Linked DNA regions of Homo sapiens: regions 1 and 3 are each linked to region 2. The links are chromatin contacts, found by Hi-C or POLR2A ChIA-PET in ENCODE. All regions are on one chromosome and are shown on one strand. The core of a region is the stretch at or near the end of the contact, and the rest is flanking DNA. Distances in the headings are between cores, read along the strand shown. Region 1 overlaps MAML2 (mastermind like transcriptional coactivator 2). Region 2 overlaps MAML2 (mastermind like transcriptional coactivator 2). Region 3 overlaps MAML2 (mastermind like transcriptional coactivator 2).

Region 1 (3,425 bases), core at 919-3,418, 220 kb after region 2:
TCTCATTTTAGAGATTCTATTTTCTCTTGTATTGGTATTATTTTACAGAAGCCTCTTCAGATCCTTTTTGGAAGGAGATATAATTTATACTTGCCTTATTTCTCTTTTGTGTATTTGTGTGATATTGTATATGCACACAAAGGGGCACGTGTAAGTATGTGTGTGCACGCACACACATGCATACATCATCTTTTTATTCATAGAATACTCTGCCAACCATGGTCTCCTTGGAAGGTATAAGTATGTCTGCGGTTGTAGAGAACAATCACTTGCCTCCTGGATGTATATCACCTTTGCCCAGGAGCCCCTGCAATGTGAGTGGCTGGACTCTGGGGTGGCTGTCTGTCTGCTGCCATAGATCCATGTTCCACAGGAATATCTTTATGCAGCATGTGAGTCTCCATTTGAACAATCATATATTAGGAATCATGCTATTCTTAGGAATCTTTAGAAATACCTGAGTACTAAATTTGTCTCATAACTTAGCAAATGCATATAACAAATGATTTCCTGCACGTTATTGTCATACACCATTTTACCTTGTAGCACATAACTACTGCTGTCATCCTTGGATAGAACTCAGCTAAGTTAGTTCCTCCCTCTTCTAGTAATCATATTTACTATTGAATACAGCAGCATATGATGGAAGTGGTCCAAAGTAAAAAATTGGCTTTATCACAGAATCATAACATTTTAGCATTATATGAGGCCTTAAAAATAACACTTTGGATAGCAGGAATATGCAGACTCCATAAAAAGAAGAGTTCTGTGAAGGGAAGGAAATGAATTTTTATCTATTGAATGCTCACTATGTATTTGGCTGCTAGACTAAATGCTATAGATACTTTTTCCTAATTTAATTGTAACACCAATCCTATGGAGTGTATGCTATTATCCCATTTTACAGATGATGAAACTGAGGCCAAGAAGTTAATTCATCTTGCCCAACCTTAAAATTATTAAAGTCAAGCAGTTATGTAAACCTAGGTCTCCCTGGCCCTAAAGGCCATACTCTTTCCATTGTTCTTCTCTACCATGTCTCTCCTAAGTAGAAAGTTCCTTTTTTATCTGTTGTCCAAAACTCATTTAGCTGGGTTAGTCATTCACAGCAATACTGTAAGACTAGCTTATTCTTTACAGTAACAATAGAATCTTTTTCTAATCCTTTATTCCTTTCAGGGCATTGCTATATGGCTATCATTATGGTAGGCATATTCATGAATAAGTCTGTTCTTTTAACAGCACAGTGTGAGTTTATGAGAGTAGGATATAAAAACAAGGAGAGAAATAGGGAGCAAAGTCTAGCTGTCTCACAGAAGGCAGCCCTAGACCACAAAAGAGGCATATGTAGGTCAATTCAAGTTAGAAAAAAAAAAAAGATCTGATGTATGGGTTGATCATTGTTTATGGATTTTCTATTTGACATTTGATGTCTTCAAATAGTATACTGTCTTTCAAATGGAAAGTAAAAAATGTATCACATAGACTATGCTTGAAAAGGTTATCCACATCTTAGACATGCATACATTTTTAAAACAACAGCTATAAAGTCATGGACAACCATGTGTCTCTTCGAAAGAATCACTAATGAAAATGGATATGATATTACCCCTGTAATGTGCCAACTATCTACATTGTTACTATTAAAGCATCCTTAATCAAAGTTTCTGCCAAGTTCACTGAGAATGTTAGAGACAGTAAAGATTTGGAGCATTTTAATCCACTTATTCAATATAAGTGTGAGCCTGTGGCAGACTAAGATATGAAAAAAAATTCACTGTAATCAGATCTTACAAAATTATGTTATATCTTTGAAATCATCCAGCAGAATGAATAATTTTCCTCGGTCTTTCATATGCTAAAAGGGAGTAAGGGCATAAGGTTGCATTTTTGGTCATCTGAAGCATGTTAAATCATACAACTTTTTTGATGCATATTAAGATAACTATAAAAATACCAAATACTTTACTAAAAAGAGAAAGTTTGAAGCACAGCAAACTAAAAGGAAATAGCAACAGTAACAACAGCAAAATATCAATCTTGAAGACTCCAGCAGTAGGGACCCTCAAAAATGTCAGGCTGAAAAAATGAGACACAGCCAAACAGCCCACGGAAACAGTATGCAGAACAATAATCATTTTGATACTATGCCATTTTCATGTGGTAGCCCAATCTGAGGAAGTTAAAGTGAAACAGACTCACAGAGGCTGGAGAGATTGGTCAACGTTTCACATAAAGACTGAAAGACTGAAGATTTTATACATGTAGCAGAGAGGCAGGGAAGAAAACTCTAGAAAGAGCCAGCGAATTCTAAATGGCCCAAACATCCAGAGTCTAATAGTCTAGTGATTGGTTAAATAATTCTTAGCCCTTTATTTAACCTTGGCTGTTCAGGCCAGAGCTGACTATTCAATTGCAGTTGGAAAATAAATGCTGAATGCCCAAAGTACAGAAATTATTCTGGAGAGAGGCCAATGAATTTTAAGTATTATTTTCAGCATTAGTTAGGTTTTATTTTTAAACCGTTCTTCAAAAGACTGATATGTTCGTTCTTAATTATCTTTGCCCCAAAGCAGTTCTGTCCCCTAAAAAATAAGTACATCATAAAGGAAACTTAGACAAATGCCAAGCTTAAATATTTTCCTTTTGCAAACAATGCTGGCTCCAGAAACACATTACAAACAGCTGGGATTGTGAATTTTCTCTCCTTTAGAAACAAGAATGTTCTCATGTCAAAGGTAACCCATTGTAAAAAAAAAAAAAATTACTGATTTTGTAAAAAATGCACATCATCAATTAGTTCTAAAGATGTAGTCGCCCATAAAACCAAGACCACATGGTGACCTTGGGGTAGAAGAAAAAGAAACAGATAACCATTTTGTGAAAATTTGCGCATTTTCACCAGTTGTAGCTAAATGATTGACATCTTGCTACAAGCAGCTTCTGTATGAATTGTTACAAGGACTGCAGGAAGTTCCAAAGGAAAGAGACAGCAGAGATCACTATTCTCAAGAGGCTCACTGTTAGTGGTATAGTAAACAAATATTTCACATGTAACGAATTCTTACCCCTTATAATTCCCATATAATTTTGATAAGAACAGAATCACCTTTGGAATAAACAAAGAGGTAACATTTATTGAACACTTATGCTAGGGACCATGCTTAATCCTCTACACTGTCCCAATTTATCAACACTATAAAATAAGCATGATTATTATTCTCATTTTACAAATGAGTAAAATGAGGCTCAGGGAGGCTAAGAAAATTGCCCTCTGTCACCAAGCTGCTAAGTGGCAGCATGGGATTGGGGGACCCAGGCTGTCTGATTCCAAGGTTCCATGCATGTAGCCATCAAGAAAATTTACTAGGAAGTAAGGTATTTGAATACAAATTAATTTTGTTCTCTTTGGCCAGTAACATTGA
Region 2 (3,245 bases), core at 479-2,978:
TGGAGACGCCCACCGGCTGCTGTGAGAGGAATAAAAGGAGTACTGACAAACGTCATCATACAAAAAAGGTTTCAAATCATTTTTGACACCAGAATAAAAGTTAGATTCCTGTGTCTGTCTGAGATTTCGAGTTATCTTTCTAAATGGCTCTCTAATCGCATCAGCAAACCCTCAGGGAAGAGCCTTCACTTCCTTTCTGTTGTCTGTTAAGCCAAGCACACCCAGAGTGGTCAATAAATAATACTGTGGGAGTACTGGAGGGCAGGGAGTGGTGTTGCATATTTTGCTTTTGATTTTTCCTCTGGAAAAAAAGATGAATTAAGTGACAGAGTGGCAAAAGGAGTAGGCAACAAAGAAACATAGCCGGAAACTTGAGCGTGACTCTTAATTTCACTCTTTTTAGAGCTTTAATGCAAATCCAATTATGTATTTGCTTTCAGTTCTGAAGGTGAGAAATTCGAGGTTAGACATCACAAAGCTAATACATAGATTCCCTAGAGAGGATATTGATAATATTTCATGTTTTCCTCCTGACATAATATTCCCCCAAGTGAAATCCATTGCCTATTATTATTGATACTGTGCTATCCTGGTAGCAAACTTGAAATGTAAGGAAATAGGATTCTGTTCATTATTTCTTACCAGTAAAATTAATGAATCAGAGAAGAAGCTAATGTAGGTCTGTTTTATCACTAAGGTGCTCAGAAGTTCAACCTTCCTTTTGTTCTCCTTTAGAGAAGCTGTACTTACAAGCATTGCAAAGTCTGACAAATTGTATGGTGTCTATTATTATCTGTCTGTCTCCTTCCCAGACAGGGCAGGGATTCTATCTTCTCTATTTTCATACCCTCCAAGACCTAACACAAGCCAATAATATTCCATCAACCATCGAACACATATTTAAGTGCCTACAGAGTGCTAGGGAGTGTGCTGGGTGCTGGGGACTGAAAGAGGGAAGACAGATAATTCTGGAAGGTATAATGTAAAAGAAGAGAAGAGCTGAGCTAGGGGAAGTCGGGTGGGGGTGGATTTGTCTGAGTGGCTTCCCAAAGGAAGTGATGTTTAAGGGGAAACCTGACTGATGAATAGGAGTTTCCCCAAGTTCTCTTTTTCTTTGTCTTTTCAGGTTACTGGAAAAGCTAGTGAGGTTTGTGGCTGGTATCATACTGTTTAATGTGTCATCTGCTACCATGGTCAATGTGACTCTTACTAATCGGCATTCAGATAGCGCCTTGCATATTGATTGTATGCTAATACATTTGAGCCAGTTGGCCTTGCTATGTGACATTCTCATGCTTCCCCAAACGTGAACACTGAAGTGAACCTTGGGTGGCCCTGCTTTGTGGATCACATATCTCCCACATCTCTACTTTCAGAATAAATTTGTTAATACATTCTCCTCTCTCCTGCAAGGCCTAGATAGAAGAAACTCTTAATTTAAAATATTACAACAGAAAGTTATTCTGCCTTTTGCCAAGAGGTGTGATCCTCATAGTCGTTTGAAATATCATCAAGCTGAGTCTCACAGATGCTCAGGGGTGAAAGAAATATGTGTAAAACCTGGAGGTATGAATGGTGTGCATCATGTATTGTATGCATGAGCAGAAACACCAGCCTTGGAGAGAAACACCAGCTTTGGAGAGACACACCAACCTTGGAGAGACACACCAGCTCCCCTCTTACTCTGTTTACTGTTTTCTTTCTGTGAAATTTAAAATTGATTCCATGTGTACTATAATGCAAGCAATGGGGCAAGGCTGCTCTCTTTTGTCTCTCTCTCTCTCTCACACACACACACACACACACACACACACACACACACACACAGCCCTTCAGAGCTGCCTGCTTAACTTCTCACAGCAACTTCCTCCACTCGGATGGGCTGTGGTCCCTGAGGGAAGCCTCGGCATCTGAATTTGGCAGGGAATCCCATTCCCATGGAAGTCAGGGCTGCCCTCACTCCCAAGGAACAGCCTGGGGAGGTTCTCACACATTTGCCTCTGGCTTCACTACAGAATATGTACACTCAAAGGGGACAATAGAGGGGTCTCCCACACCCCACAACTCATGCAGACCCACAGACAGTTGGGAACGTCTTGCTCTGAATATGAGGAAAATGAGATCTATGTGAATCTTCACCAGGCCACAGCTCATACTTCTTGCTGCTGTCTATAAATGAATGTTAGCAGCACTTTACATATCAAAATTGTCCAAGTGGGACCTGACCTTTGGGCCTTTGGATCCATGTTGCATTCATAGCCATTTAGATCTGACCCCATTTCAAGTGTTCAGAAAAATGAGAAACAATTTTACAATAGCAAAATTGGGCCCTCCAACCCTTCCCCACAAAATTGAATGAAATACAAGGAGGAAAAACAAATGGAGATATTTGTGAGAATGACTGACTTCCTTCTGCAAACAGAAATGGGCAAGTTATCAGAGTTAAAATTGCCTTATAAAGTATCTTTATACAGCAGAAGAGATCATCAGAAATGCATTTTTTGGCTCAAATTTCCTTTTATTTCTCCCTTGGGATCTCTCTTTCTGACTTTTTACCCCAACTCTCTCTCTCTTTTTTTTTTTTTTTTTTTTAAAGACAGTCTCGCTCTGTCACCCAGGCTGGAGTGCAGTGGTGCGATCTAGGCTCACTGCAACCTCTGCCTTCTGGGTTCAAGTGATTTTCCTGCCCCAGCCTCCCAAGCAGTTGGGACTACAGGCATACGCCACCATGCCCAGCTAATTTTTGTATTTTTGGTAGAGACAGGGTTTCACTATGTTGGCCAGGCTGGTCTTGAACTCCTGACCTCAAGTCATCCACCCGCCTCAGCCTCCCAAAGTACTGGGATTACAGGCATGAGCCACCGCAACTGGCCTACCCCATCTTTTTTACTCTCTTTCTGGCTTTGCCAATGTAGGCAGTTTCAATTTCATTATATATGTGGGTCGAAACTTTATTTTAGGAATAATCTTGGATGTAAGACTACTACTGCTTTTTCAGAAGCAAACCATTTTGTGGACTGTACTCAGAAATGCAAAACACAGCCTCATCCACTGAGTCCTGCCTCCCAGGTCTGATGTGGAGTCCACAGTACAGGATGGGGAAGACTCTGGGTGTGGCTGCAGCGGTGGTGGGCCCTGCCTTGCCTGGTGCTCTTTTTATAGGCTATAGAAATACAACTGATGACTCAAAACTATTATATCTTGATAAATGAAATAAACAAAATTCAGTCCCTAACACTGGTGTG
Region 3 (3,464 bases), core at 929-3,428, 130 kb after region 2:
CATTAAGTAACTATGCTGTGTTCCAGATGAAATTTTTTTTTTTTTTTGAAACGGATTTTCGCTCTTGTCACCCAGGCTGGAGTGCAATGGCACGATCTTGGCTCACTGCAACCTCCACCTCCCGGGTTCAAGCGATTCTCCTGTCCTTAGCCTCCCGAGTAGCTGGGATTACAGGCACATGCCACCACGCCTGGCTAATTTTGTATTTTTGGTAGAGACAGGGTTTCACCACGTTGGCCAGGCTGGTCTCGAATTGCTGACCTCAGGTGATCTATCCGCCTCGGCCTCCCAAAGTGCTCAGATTACAGGTATGAGCCATCACGTCTAGCCTCAGATGATATTTTTTACCTATAGAATGTGAGCTCCCAAAGGAAACACCTAGTAAAGTTTTGAACACAGTAACAAGGCAATAAATATGTTGAAAAAAAGGAATCTAAATTGCCTTTTAAAATCATTTATGAATGACAGCACAGCAATTGCAAATGTAACATATCAGGCTACAATAATATAACCAAGCCTCCATATATTCATTTAATCAACAAATACCTATTGAATACCTTATAGATGCCAGGCTGTGTTTTAGGCACTGGGCATTCAGACATATGCAAAACAGAAAAAGTTGCTGACTTCATGGTGTTTACACATCAGTGACAAAGGCACAGCATATCTGGACAATTACCTGAATTAATATGTTTAACATTCTCTAAAGAACAGATATTTTAATGATTTTTCAAATAATTGCACCATGAATACACCAATTGACTAGGTATTTCACTTCCTTAAGAATTGCTGGCTCTGGAAAAGAATGCAACAAGTCCTATCAGATTATGCCTTAAAAATGTGCAAAATGTTTGTTGTCAGATCTGGCTGTACATTTATTAAGCTGTATTCATAATTAACAAATTTTATTTAGTTTTTTTAGATATAAGTCAGCCGGCAAGCTGCTAGGAGCAAGCCTTTACAAAAAAAAGTAAAAGAAAAACATAGTATCCTTTCTCTTGAGGCACTTATATTCTAATGCAAGAAGTCGCAAGTCACAGAGAAATACACTTAAACACAAATGACCAAACATGAACATACTTACTAATTCAAATGCAAAATACATATATGGTGTAGAAACGGAAATGAATCTGTAACATACTTTGGAATGAGTGAATCAGTGCAGGTCAGCCATGCATGAAAATATTTAGCCTACCCAAGGATCTATTTGTTAAATGTTTTCAAAAAATTCAGTGCGGTTATTCTCAATAATATGAGTGCAAAAACACATTTTAAACAGAAATCTTTCTCCTTTCTAATCTACTGTATTAGTGAGTGCTCTCACAGGAAATAGATGGTGCACTTGACTTAGGATAATTCATGAAGGGGTTAAGGACTAATTATCCAGGTGTAAATAGGGTGTGGGGGAATCTCCAGGGATACAGCGGGAACCCAGGGCTAACTACAGAGATGCTGTCAGCATCCCTAGGCCTGAAGGACTGAGGGAGGGAGAGGTTTCTGGAACTGAGGAGAGAGAGTCCTGTGGGGCAGGCTGCCTTGAAAGGAAGCATGGGCCTTCTGACCAGCAGGGACAAAAGGGTGTAGGTGCACTTGGAGGGGCAAATGGAAGACATGTGACATGCACCACATATACTATTGCCCACCCAAGTTAATTAAATAGTCATTCAATATTTATTGAGCACCTACTACGCGCCAACCCCTGTACTATGGAAGGACGCTAAAAGAAGAGTAGGTCATTGTGTCTGCCCTCAATAATTCAGAGCCTAGCGTAGATGACAGACTTACAAACAGACTAAGTAATGTGCATTGATTCAGGCAAGTTCTGTAACAGAAATTTGCAAAAGTGTTGTGAAAACAAAGAGGGTTGAGAAAGAGCTATCCTTTGGAAAGGGACATTACTAGGGAATTGCTGACACACAGCCTTTACCAGTAAGATCAGGTTAATTGTATTCAAGATAATAAAGAGGTCACTGATTTATGGGCCTATAATTCTGATATATTTACATAGATAAAAGCATATGCATTAAGAGGTCTCACCAAAGACTCCAAGAGTTTTTGTTTTTGTTTTTTTAAACCACAATTTATATCAGAAATAGCGCATTGCAGTCACATTATGTTGAAGGAATCTGCTTAAGTTCATACAGCCACTTAGTAGCAGAGAGAGAGGACAAGGACTCAGGTTTCCTGGCTTTCTGCCAAGGTGAATCTTGAAGGTGTAACATGTTTTCGATGTAATTTTAGGTGCACCTAAATTAAATTAGTTGCCTTTCTCCTCTCATCATTGCTCTACTACATTTCATTTCTCTTTATCCTTCATTCTTATTACATTGATCGGAGGGCCTCTTGAAATTGGCATCAGTGAACTTCTTAAGAATCGAAAGCTCAGAGTCCTATATCTGTTGCTTAGCAGTAAATTTCAGTAATGTGTTTTTCACTTTACTTTGTGGTAGCCTGTACTTTCCTGGCGTAATTTCTTTTCATATAATGTGTGAATTTTACAGTATGATGTCAACATGGTGAAATGCATAACCATATGGTTGCCACATAATTGAATGCTCCAGTCTGTTAATTGTGCTTTGAGCAATTACTGTAGTGACCTAATTGTTGCCATTCCTTGTTTTGTTAGTAACAATTATTCAGTCTACTTGAATGCAGCAAACTTACCAATATATTCATTTACTCATTTCTACAAGACTGTGAGTGAACTCCCAGGGACCATCCCCGGGCCTTAACATGATGCCTGGTATATTGCAGATGCTCTATACTTGTTTAATCATCCAACATGCATTTAGCATCATGCATTTAGCATCTAATGTCTAACACATTTCAGGCACTGCACTTGGGGTACAAATATAAATATGACATAGTCACTGCCTTCAAGAGGCTCGGGCTAAGTTTAATTCAATTTTACTGTTTTTTAGGCAGACCAGTACTGTGTGGTAAAACAGCAGGCTTGTGAAGGGACACCTTCAAACATGATAATGAGAGCAGTTGTATGATTCATGTTGCTTAAACTAGAGCCTATGTAGCTCACAGGCTGAATTGACTTGGCAAGCAAAATAATTGCTCTTGCAGTAGCCCAAATGTCGCTGCTTCTGATGAGCTGCCTTCTGCTCTTCTAACTGATGGGACTGATGGCTGGAGGTTGCCTGGCCATCGGAACCCTTTTCTTTTCTTTCCTCTCAAAGGTCAAAGATGTGTCTTCCTTCATCCATCCCTACCTTCTTTGTTGCTCCTTTGGAAAGATTCCCGTCTGGCTTACAGCTAATACAGTTGAGCATTGAGGTTTGTTTCTGCACTTTGTTTTCAAACTTTCAGGTGTTTTGCTCATGTTGTCCATGCAAATTTTTACACGTTTAAGAAGAAACAAAGTTTACTTTTGTGCCTAAGGAAAAACTGATGTCTTTGGTAAAAATGATGCCTTATATGAACTTTCTGGTTCTAAAAGCTTTCTTAATTTCAGT

Evidence for each region. Hi-C counts contacts between places; a loop is a spot of excess contacts on that map. ChIA-PET counts read pairs that join two places held with the same protein, here RNA polymerase II (POLR2A). Pooled maps may share reads with other maps.
Region 1: a loop to region 2 is called in a pooled map, with 3 times the contacts of the local background. The contact joins two enhancer-like sites. A Hi-C loop is called at or near these places in 1 of 37 single-sample maps with no recorded cell type and 6 of 50 pooled maps. POLR2A ChIA-PET finds 5 or more read pairs at or near these places in 4 of 52 experiments (Caco-2, PC-9, T-cell and 1 more).
Region 3: a loop to region 2 is called in a pooled map, with 3 times the contacts of the local background. The contact joins two enhancer-like sites. A Hi-C loop is called at or near these places in 11 of 50 pooled maps. POLR2A ChIA-PET finds 5 or more read pairs at or near these places in 6 of 52 experiments (K562, Panc1, activated CD4-positive, alpha-beta T cell and 3 more).

The regions. Positions count from the first base shown.
Region 1 is chr11:96,291,568-96,294,992 of GRCh38, forward strand. All of the region lies in intron 1 of MAML2 (mastermind like transcriptional coactivator 2), which reads right to left. Among named protein-coding and RNA genes, the nearest start is that of MIR1260B, 48 kb to the right of the region's middle. Within about 2 kb of position 2,169, at least 5 of the 41 ENCODE cell types and tissues checked have a DNase peak (open chromatin) inside an H3K27ac peak, as active enhancers do.
Region 2 is chr11:96,074,648-96,077,892 of GRCh38, forward strand. All of the region lies in intron 2 of MAML2 (mastermind like transcriptional coactivator 2), which reads right to left. Among named protein-coding and RNA genes, the nearest start is that of MTMR2, 150 kb to the left of the region's middle. RefSeq lists a silencer at 1,228-1,287. Within about 2 kb of position 1,729, at least 8 of the 41 ENCODE cell types and tissues checked have a DNase peak (open chromatin) inside an H3K27ac peak, as active enhancers do.
Region 3 is chr11:96,202,598-96,206,061 of GRCh38, forward strand. The region is part of intron 1 of MAML2 (mastermind like transcriptional coactivator 2); the gene reads right to left. Among named protein-coding and RNA genes, the nearest start is that of MIR1260B, 140 kb to the right of the region's middle. Within about 2 kb of position 2,179, at least 3 of the 41 ENCODE cell types and tissues checked have a DNase peak (open chromatin) inside an H3K27ac peak, as active enhancers do.